2 separate regions of the Homo sapiens genome follow, and region 2 is linked to region 1. Evidence: chromatin contacts called from ENCODE Hi-C or POLR2A ChIA-PET data. All regions are on one chromosome and are shown on one strand. Each heading gives the region's core, a stretch centred on a gene start or an enhancer-like site at or near the end of the contact. The rest is flanking DNA. Distances are from core to core; before and after follow the strand shown.

Evidence for each region. A loop is a pair of places that touch in the nucleus more often than their neighbours do. ChIA-PET counts read pairs that join two places held with the same protein, here RNA polymerase II (POLR2A). Pooled maps may share reads with other maps.
Region 2: a pooled map shows a loop between it and region 1 (6-fold over the local background). The contact joins two enhancer-like sites. A Hi-C loop is called at or near these places in 4 of 50 pooled maps. POLR2A ChIA-PET finds 5 or more read pairs at or near these places in 2 of 52 experiments (K562 and OCI-LY7).

The regions. Positions count from the first base shown.
Region 1 is chr18:3,176,039-3,181,365 of GRCh38, forward strand. It overlaps MYOM1 (myomesin 1), which reads right to left. Exons shown (of 38, transcript NM_003803.4): 6 at 4-96. Among named protein-coding and RNA genes, the nearest start is that of MYOM1, 41 kb to the right of the region's middle. RefSeq lists enhancers at 1,762-1,881, 1,902-2,291. Within about 2 kb of position 2,058, at least 14 of the 41 ENCODE cell types and tissues checked have a DNase peak (open chromatin) inside an H3K27ac peak, as active enhancers do; they include OCI-LY7, where a contact is called at or near this core.
Region 2 is chr18:3,294,090-3,299,673 of GRCh38, forward strand. No RefSeq gene overlaps it. Among named protein-coding and RNA genes, the nearest start is that of MYL12-AS1, 35 kb to the left of the region's middle. RefSeq lists enhancers at 662-956, 3,117-3,196. Within about 2 kb of position 3,007, at least 21 of the 41 ENCODE cell types and tissues checked have a DNase peak (open chromatin) inside an H3K27ac peak, as active enhancers do; they include OCI-LY7, where a contact is called at or near this core.

The DNA.
Region 1 (5,327 bases), core at 808-3,307:
TACCCATTAATCTCCAGAGTGTGCATCCCATATCGACTCTCAATAATATACTTTCCAGGGTTTGCATGGACATTTATTGGCACCTGGTTTTTATACCTATAACAGAATGGAAACAAAATGAAGTAAGTTGAAGTGTAAACAACTTCATGATTAAACACACACACAATTCTTGTTCTTGCAGGAACATCTGTAAACAGGGCACTGAGGGTAGCAGCAGCATCGATTAAATAAATGTAAATCATATTGGCTTACGTGAAGTGCACCAGCAATACATCACACTTCTTGATGAAGTGCTTTCCCCTCCTCTATAAACTTACATGAAAAATGTTGACGATTCACAGCAATATGGCTGAATATCATGTAACATAGTTACCGAAAAAAGCCAGTTACAAAACAGTGCACAGCAGAATGATTGCTTTTATATAGAATACAAAAACAAAAAACTAATTAATGCTACTAGAAATCAGTAGTGTGTTGGGACGCAAGAAGGAGGCTTCTTGGGTGTCAATAATGTTTATTGATTTGGGTGTCAGTTACATGGGTGTGTGCAATCTACAAAAATTCACTAAAGCAATTCATTTGTAAAAGTGTGCAGTCTTTGGGAAGCCGAGGCGGGCAAATCACTTGAGGTCAGGAGTTTGAGACCAGCCTGGCCAACGTGGTGAAATACCATCTCTACTAGTAATACTAAAAATTAGCCAGGCATGGTAGCACACACCTGTAATCCCAGCTACTCAGGAGGCTCAGGCACAAGAATTGTTTGAACCCAGGAGGCGGAGGTTGCAGTGAGCTGAGATTGTGCCACTGCACTCCAGCCTGGGCGACGGAGTGAGACTCCATCTCGAAAAAAAAAAATTTGCAGTATATAATATGCACACTTTTTGTGTGCATGTTATATTATAATTTAAAAGGTTTTAGGCCAGGCATGGTGGCTTATGCATGTAATTCCTGTAATCCCAGCACTTTGGGAGGCTGAAGTGGAAGAATCACTTGAGGCCAGGAGTTTGTGACCAGCCTGGGCAATAAGCAAGACCCTGAATCTACAAAAACTACAAAAAATTAGCTGAGTGTAAACCTGTAGTCCCAACTACTTTGGAGGCTGCAGTGGGAGAATAGCTTGAGCCTGAGAGGCTGAGGCTGCAGTGAGCTATGATCGCACCACTGCACTCCAGCCTGGGCAACAGAGTGAGACCGTGTCTTAAAATAAATAAAACAAACAAACAAATAAGCTTTTTAAAAATAAATAAAACAAATAAATACATAAATAAGCTTTTTAAAAAGTTGACCACTATTGATGTAACAGAGAGGAAGGCTTTCTGTTGGGGGTTTTATTGCTGGCTATCTGTGTAGGATGAGAGCAAAACATTCTTCCTGCTAACATTCTTGCATGTTGTTAGAAGCAATATCATTATTATTATTATTATTATTATTATTATTATTATTATTATTTGAGACAGAGTTTCACTCTTGTTGCCCAGGCTGGAGTGCAATGGCATCATCTTGGCTCACTGCAAACTCCACCTCCCGGGTTCAAGTGATTCTCCTGCCTCAGCCTCCCCAGTAGCTGGGATTACAGGCACCGGCCACTACGCCTGGCTAGTTTTTTGTATTTTTAGTACAGATGGGGTTTCACCATGTTGGTCAGGCTGATCTCGAACCCCTGACCTCAGGTCATCCACCTGCCTTGACCTCCCAAAGTGCTGGGATTACAGGTGTGAGCCACTATGCTCGGCCTGCAATATCATTGTATTGAACGATCATTATATTTAAGTGTTTTATTCAATGTCATAAACAAACATGGCTCTTGCCTTGGAAGAATTTATAATATAAATCATGAAAGGAAACTTCTGACAAGTAAGAGCTGAAAGCCTCCCTTTTTCTGACTGTTCCATATCTGGTTAAGCCTCACAGCCCTCGGAGAGTGGACTACGCAGGCGGGCCTCTCCCTGGGACCCTGTCTTCTGGGTCTGTACGTGGCGCCTGGATTCTTCACCACTTCCTCATGTTCTCAGTAGCCAGTGGCTATGGTGCTGGACCAGGCTTTTCTACTTAAACCATTTTCTGCCCAAAAGAGGAACTGGGTTTCACTTGTTTCCCTTTCAGACAGCCCACTTCGCACGCACAGATGACGTCAATAACCCTGATTAACATAGCTGACACAGAGAATTGACTATGAGCCAGGCAATGCTCTAAGCGCTTTATGCATACATTGGTAAGTTCAGTTCTCACAACCACCGTATGAGATAGTGCTGTTTTTAACCTCATTTTCCAGATGAAGAAACCAAGGCATGGGGGTTTCAGGAACTTGCCCAGTCACACAGCCAGGAACAGCAGAGGAGGGATTTGAACCGGCAGCCTGGCTGCTGACCCACATGATGCTTCCATTTTCCAATTGTTCTGTCTGCATTTCATTTCTTCAGACTTGTGGACACGATCATAAGGAGGTTTGGGAGTAGGGAACATGATGGAAAGGGAGAGGAAGGAAGAATACTGGCTTCAGTCAGCTCCTTCCTTTCCCCAGCTCTCTCTCTCACATACACATACACCCCTCCGTCCCTAAAGCACGTTATTCATTTTCTACACTTAAAACAAACAAACACTCTCCTCCATATAACAGAACCCGAACTCATCCTTCAAGATTCAGATCAAATGCAACTTCTTCAATAAACTCTTCCCTAAAATATGACACAGTATGAATCGTTCCTGCCTCTCTGCATCAGGGTTCCTTGCTTCAAGTTACTAAATATAACATTTATCAAAATTATGGTTGGATATGTGTCTCTTCTATTATGTTGCCAAACCTTTGAGGTTGGGATTGTGTCTGATCCACATTTACTTTTTTTTTTTGAGACAGTGTCTCGCTCTGTCTCCCATGCTGGAGTGCAATGGTGTGATTATAGCTCCCTGCAACCTCCACCTCCCAGGCTCGAGCAATCTTCCCACCTCAGACTACCAAGTAGCTGGGACTACAAGTGTGCACCACCACACTCAGCTAATTTTTTCTATTTTTTGTAGAGACAGGCTCTTGCTATGTTGCCTATGCTGGTCTTAAACTCCTGGGCTCAAGCAATCCTCCCACCTCGGCCTCCCAAAATGCTAGGATTACAGCCATGAGCCACTGTGCCTGGCCTGATCCACATTTACTTCTATTCCTACTCCTGAGGAAGAATGAGTCATGGGCAAACAGCAGGCGCTCAGAATTGGTTAAATTTGGTTGAACAGAATTAGCACGTAATGCAATAGATTAATTGTAGCTTCATAATTTTTTGTCTGAGAGAACAGAGTTCTGACAAGCATATATGTCATGATATGGATGATTTTATTTTAAATAAATAGCGATGAGGTCTCACTATGTTGCTCAAGTTGGTCTCAAATTCCTGGGCTCAAGCGATCCCCCTGCCTCAGCCTCCCAAAGTTGGATGATTTTAAATAAATGCACACGAAGAAAGTAAGTTGACAGTCTCAGTTCCCTCAGATGTGAAATGGAGAGGGTGGGACTGGCTTAAGAATCGCAGCTGTGTGGCAGGTGCAGCAACATAACCTTCTCCAAACACAGAAGACCCTGCAAGTTGATGCAGTGCTATTTCCTGCCAGCAGCTTCAGACAGCTGTCTCAACATGGCTCGAGCAGACAGGACTATCTGATCAGAGATGGCCTGGAAAAAGAAATCCACTGGCCACTTCTAATCTCCCGCATTCCCCGTTTAGATGAAGTACAGGGTAGAACATGTTAATTGGCATGCTCTTCTTCTATAATTGGTTTAGGTAATTTCACACTGGACTCAAGCTCACTCTGGCTCTGCTCTTTCTTGTGCTGGAGGGTTTTCAGTGGTTCCTCTTTGCCTAAGAAAAGCGCTGTGATACCAACGGCTGTGACATGTGCTGTTTGACCAAATGACTCAGTGACACTCAATTCGGCTTCGGATCAAAAGTATTGCTCATATCTCTATAAAATTTTCATTACAAAGTATTCTGCAGGTCAGCAGTGGCAGTTCATGCCTGTAATCCCAGAACTTTGGGAGGCTGAAGCAGGAGGATCGTTTGAGGCCAGGAGTTCGAGACCAGCTGGGTAACATGGCAAGACTCCATGACTGTAAAAAATGAATTTTTAAAAATAAAATAAAAAACTATTTTGCAGCTCCCATAGTTGCTTCACCATCCTTTCTTTCCATTACTACTCAATTTAGCACCCTAATACCTTTTCCCCAGCTAACAACTTTTCTATTATCACCACATGGCAAGAGAAATGGGTTTAAAATACACACACACCACACATCACTTTGACTGCAGAGCTTGTAGTCTTTTCTCTGGAGCTCCAGATACCAATGTGAGAAATTCTTCATTTAAAGCGGTGGTCAAGGATTAAGTCAGAAAGGTATTTGATTCTATTCTCCAAAGAATTCCACCCAGTGAGGCATTTAGGTTTGCAGTCACTTGAGACTGGCTATCTTTAGCTTTAAGTCAGGGAAGAAAAGAAGGATTTGGGGCCTGTTCTGTATATACTTCACAGCTTGTTATTTCTAGAACATGAAATTCCAAGCTGAGTAGTCATCGGCTAATTTTGGAGGTTAATCCACACCCTGGGATTACATATCAAAAGCTTTCTTAAATCCCTGTGAATATTCAGATGTATACTATCTCCCTTATCATTTTTATGTAATGTCTATGAATTGCTAATGAGCTTTCAGTATACTATAAGTTTTTCCAGTGACATTTCCTTTATGTGTGTAAAACACACAATTCTCCCAGACAAATGTCAGTTTGGATGTTGGGCCGAGTTTATAGTATGGGGTCACAGTAAAAGCTCTTTGGCAGTGTAAAGCATGATCAAGCAAAAGACTTCACAAAAATTATTTTCTACCCACAAATAATGCACACCGAGATGATCTTTTTTTTTTTTTTTGAGACGGAGTCTTACTTACTCTGTCACCCAGGCTGAAGAGCAGTGGCACGATCTGTGCTCACTGCAACCTCCGCCTTCCGGGTTCAAGTGGTTCCCCTGCCTCAGCCTCCCAAGTAGCTGGGACTATAGGAGCGTGCCACCACGTCCAGCTACTTTTTGTATTTTTAGTAGACATGGGCTTTCACCATGTTGGCCAGGCTGGTCTCAAACTCCTGACCTCAGGTGATCTGCCTGCTTCGGCCCCCAAAGTGCTGGGATTACAGGCATGAACCACCACGCCCGGCCAAAGATGATCTTTAATATACTGAATCTCACCACAAATGAGATTGCTGCTTATAATCCAACCTGTTTTGAGTAAATCACTCTAGACCCACTTTAAAAACTATCTGAGAGAGATTGAGAGAGAGAGAGAGATCCCATTGGGA
Region 2 (5,584 bases), core at 1,757-4,256, 120 kb after region 1:
ACACTTGGTATTTCCATTCTTTTAATCTATGCTTACCAAACATATGTTCTGTATATGCTATTTATGTTTAACCTAAAAGATTTCTAACTTAGTACATTTGCTATCATTCCTCAACATGTTTTATGAGTGTCACCTATTGTTCTACTTGTTTGTTTCTCTTGTTAATTTCAGAAGAATTGAATATTCTCAAATACTACAGAAAAATCACATTATAGAAGTAACGATAGCATAAATAGACTTTTTGTACTCAACACTTGGCTGTAATGGAAAAGAGAAAAAAAAGTTATTTGCTATAGGGATTTACAGAATCATGGGAAGCTTAAAAAAAAAGAAGCTGAAGATAAAGAACAGCCAGAGACAGAAGTTAATTGATGAAGCATGATTACTGAGAGAGAATAAAAGGTGGAGGGAGAATTGGTAGGAGATCGTATTCTCTTACAGGAGAAGAGGGAAGGAATAATGGGTGGCAATGCAAATATGTATCCAGTGGTGGGTGGGATTCACCAGGTGTGTTTCAGTTTACTTTGTGAAATAATTTGGCTCTTAAATAAGTACTTCCAGGCACTGGTTGATTGATTTACAAATGTTTACTTTTTATTAAGTGTGGTGTGGTGGCCTTGTAATGTATTGACTTGGCTAAGCTGAACTACGTTTTCCACAATTTTGTTTCTTGTATGTTTCTGGTTATGGTGGGCCATGAGGGAGATTCTTGTGAGATTCAGAAAGCAGATGGGAAGCTGCAGTCATTTTGTAGCTCACACACATTGTTGCTGATCTGCTGACTCACCTCATCAGCATGAAGCGGCAGCTGGGCCTGCTCTACCTTCCACTGGGTTTTCCCTCAGCTTCCCTGACTCCTGGGCCTGGTGTGTGTGTGTTTAGTTCCATGAGGTTGGGTCCCCACTATCAACACCAGAAGGAATATGAACTGACATGAGTTTCAATTTGTCCTGCTGGGTTCTAGTTCATGCTGTGGGTTCCAGTCTTTTCTTGATCTTCCTCACTTTATATCCATTGTCGCTTTCCAACTCTCTGCCCTCTGGACTTCAAGCTCCAGTACCAGATGAAAGGACTACAGTCTTACAGAGACTCTTTAACCAGTTCCAACGTTTGTGGAAGGCTGTATTTCTATGAAATAATATCCTCAGATCATGCCTGACTTTATGTTAATGATATCACTCAGGATAGGGGCTGGACATGCCACAAAAGCCATCCATGTGACTGGAGGGTTGGGGCTTTGAGCAATGTGGATATCAGCCTGACTTCTGACCTCTGACCCCCAGGAAGGAGCAGGGGGCTGGAGACTGAATTCGATCACACTGCCAATGATTCAACCAATCATGCCTACAAAATAAAACCCAAATAAAAACTCTGGACATGAAAGCTAGGGGAAACTTCCAGGTTGATAATCATACATCAGTGTGCCAGGAGGATGACAGGTCCTGAGCATAAAGAAGCTTTGAATTTGGGACCCTCCCAGACTTTGCTCCCTGCACCTTTTCATTTGGATGTCCCTGGTTTGTGTCTTTTATAATGAAACACTAAGCCTAAGTATAGTGCGTGCCTGCATTCTGTGAGTTGTTCTGGTCCATTATTAAACCTGAGGAGTTAGTGGGAATCCCTGCATTTGTGGTCAGTTGGTCAGAAGCACCGGTGGCTCAGGAACCCTGGAACATATAACAGCTGGTATCTGGGGTAAGAGGCATCCTGTGAGTGGCTGTTCCCTTAACCTGTGAAATTTGACCTTACTCCAGGTCAGGATTGTATTGCAAAGAGAAAATAATGTATGGATCCCCTTGTAGGCATCACCTAGCTTCAATAATAATCAGCTCATGGCCAAACTTGTTTCATCTATAACCCCTCCCATTTTCCTTTCATCATTATCCCTCAGCCCTCTTACCTGCATCACTAGATTACTTTGAAGTAAATCACTGACAAATCATTTTGTCAGCAAATCACTGATATTTGTTCATACATATTAAAGCAGATATCTCTAAAACAAAAGACCGCTTCCCCTCCCACTTTTTTTTTTTTTTTTTTTTTTGAGACAGAGTCTCACCCTGTCACCCAGGCTGGAGTGCAATGGCGCTATCTCTGCTCACTGCAACCTCCACCTCCCAGGTTCAAGCGATTCTCCTGCCTCAGCCTCCTGAGTAGCTGGGATCACAGGCGGGCGTCACCACGCCCGGCTAATTTTTTATATCTTTAGTAGAGATGGGGTTTCACCATGTTGGCCAGGCTGGCCTCGAACTCCTGACCTCATAATCTGCCTGCCTTGGCCTCCCAAATGCTGGGATTACAGGCGTGAGCCACCGCGCCCGGCCTCCCCACCTTTTTTTTAAGAGACAAGTTCTCACTCTGTTGCTCCCAAGATGGCAGATTGGAGGCAGTGTTAGCATGCCTCTTCCACTTGGAAAGACAAGATAGTGTGTAGAGACTCACACACTGTGAACTTTTCTCCTAGAAGCAACACAGGAACTTAACAGGAGAACTGAAAGAAGCCACTGACCCTTTGAAAGAAGCACTGGGCTGCAGCCTACACCATAAGCCAGTGGAAAACTAAGTTCCCCAGAGTGAAAGAGGAATAAATTGCCTCTGGAACATACACTCCCACTTGGGAATCTGGCAATAGAGGCCCATGAGGGAAGAACTTAACCCTATCCAGCAATGGAGCTGATTTTAGTGAGCAGTGGGGAATGTATGAGAAAAAGCATCATTGGGACGGGCTTTGCATGCACTCCCAGGCTCCAGTGAGGATGGAGGGAAGACATTCCCGACCCTACCTCACAGAGGACTGTGCAGAAATCTGCCAGCTAACTCAGACAGCAGTCACAGGTTGGCAGAAGTTCCCAACTGGGTTCACAATATAATGCCGAATGGGGACAAACCCCCTTGGGCAGAACCAAGGAGTGACTGGGAAATGTGCTGCAGCCACGGGTGCAGGAGCTGGGCGCCCCTGCTTCACGGGCAGACTGGGAGGGGCGTGGCTTGAAAGCATTGGTTGTTCTCTCCTTCAGGAAGGCTTATGGCATGGGGCAGTCTTGAGTTCTGAATGCGGACTGCCTGGATTCTAACGAGCTGCTGCAAGCGGAACCCTGCGGGTGAGGGACCGGCCTTGCCAAGTGCATGGGCGCTGGTGGGGCTTACTGCCGCCTGCTACTCCCCAACCCCTGTAGAGAGACTTCTGTGCAGCAGAGGCAGCTGCACCCCTCCCTGCAACATTACCCCTGCGGCCAGAAAAATGCTCTCTGACCCCCACAGGGGCCACTGCTTACCCCGCATGTGGGGAGCCACAGCGTGAACCTGCCTGATCCAGCCGCCACCTGGCTTTGCTCCTTCACTTGCTCTGGTAGCTTAACACAAAGGACAGAAATTTTTTGGCGCTCTATGGCCCCACCCATTACCTGAGTCACCAGAGTACCTCCCCTGGGTAACATGAGGCAAGCACAAATCCCACTGCTACTACGGCAGCTGGTGCTCTTTGGCAAGCGCCACCTTCTGGCTGGAGGCCAATTGACAGTCCATTACAGCATCTCCAAGTAGTGTAACACTGCACCAAGGAAGGAGAAAACTTGTGCATGACCTCAGCTGTCACCATTGCCTGCATCGTTCTGGCTAACCAGGGGGTCCTGAGTCTGTCCACATGACCAATTCATTACTACTACTACTGGCATTTGAGAAATCTTTACCAGACAAAGAATTCAAAAGGTTGATCATTAAGCTACTCAAGGAGATATAAGAGAAAGGTGAAAAACAACATATAGAAATTTAAAAATCAATTCAGGATATAGATGAAATATTTTCTAAAGAGATAGATTTTTTTAAAAAATCAACCAGAACTTTTTGAAATGAAGGACACATTTAGGGATTTAGGGAATTACAAAATGAGCTGGAAAGTTTTAACAATATTCTAGACCAAATAGAAGAAAGAATTTCAGAGCTCTAAGACAAGGCTTTCAAATTAACCCAATCAGACAAAAATAAAGAAAAAAGAATTAATAGAAATGAATAAAGCGTCCAAGAAATATGGTATTATGTAAAATGGACAAGTATAAGAACTATTGGTGTCCCTGAAGGAGAAGAAAAAGCAAAAAAAAAAAAAAAAAAAAAAAGTGAAAAACTTCTTTGAGGGAATAATTGAGAAAAACTTCCCTGTCCTTGCTGGAGATTTAGACATCCAAATACAAGAAGCTCAAAGAAGTCCTGGGAGATTCATTGCAAAAAGGATATCACCAAGGAACATAGTCATCAGACTATCTATAGTCAGTGTGAAGGAAAGAATTCTAAGAGCAGTGAGTCAAAAGCATCAGGTAAGCTATAAAGGGAAACCTATCAGACAAATAGTAGACTTTTCAGTATAAAATTTACAAACCAGAAGGAATTCGAATCCTATCTTTAGCCTTCTTTTTTTTTTGAGATGGAGTCTTGCCCTGTTGCCCAGGCTGGAGTGCAGTGGTGCAATCTCAGCTCACTGCAACCTCCACCTCCCAGGTTCAAGCAATTCTCCTGCCTCAGCCTCCTGAATAGCTGGGAATACAGGTACATGCCACCAAGCCCAGCTAATTTTTGTATTTTTAGTAGAGACGAGGTTTCACCATGTTGGTCAGGCTGGTCTCGAACTCCTGACCTTGTGATTCACCTGCCTCAGCCTCCCAAAGTGTCTTTAGCCTTCTTAAATGGAATAACCCTCAGCCAAGAATTTTGTATTCAGTAAAATTAAGTCTTATAAATACAGACAAAATAAAGTCTTGTTCAGATAAGCAAATGGTGAGGGAATTTGTCACTATCAGACCAGCCCTACAAGAAATGCTCAAAGGATTTCTAAAGCTTGAAACAAAAGGTTGATATAAACCAGAACAGAACCTCTTGACACATAAACCTCATAGGGTCTATAAAACAATAACACAATGAAGAAAACAAAATATCTAGGTAACAATCAACATGATGGCTGGAACAGTAGCTCACATCTCAATATTAATGTTGAATGTAAATGGTCTAAATGCTCTACTTTAAGGTATAAATGGGCAGAATGGATAAAAAATCACAAACCACATATCTTCAGTCTTCGAGAGACTCACCTAACACATAAGGATTCTTATAGATTCAAGGTAAAGGAGTGGCAAAAAATATTCTGTGCAAAAGAAAACCAAAAGTGAGCAGAAGTATCTATTTTTATGTTAGATAAAACAGACTTTAAAGCAAGAACAATAGAAAAAAGACAAAAAAGTCATTACATAATGATAAAAGGATGAATCCAACAAGAAGATACTATAATCCTAAATACATATGCACCTAACTCTGGAGCTCCCAGATTCATAAAACTATTACTTCTAGATCTAAGATGAGAGATAGACAGTAACATAATAATGGTAGGGGACTTCAACACTTCACTAACAGTCCTAGACAGATCATTGTGGCAGAAGGTCAACAAAGAAATGCTAGTCTTAAACTACACTCCAGAACAAAGGGACCTAACAGGTATTTACGGAACATTCTACCCAAGAACTGCACAATATACATTCTTCTTATCAGCACATGGAACATTCTCCAAGATAAACCATATGACAGGCCACAAAACAAGTCT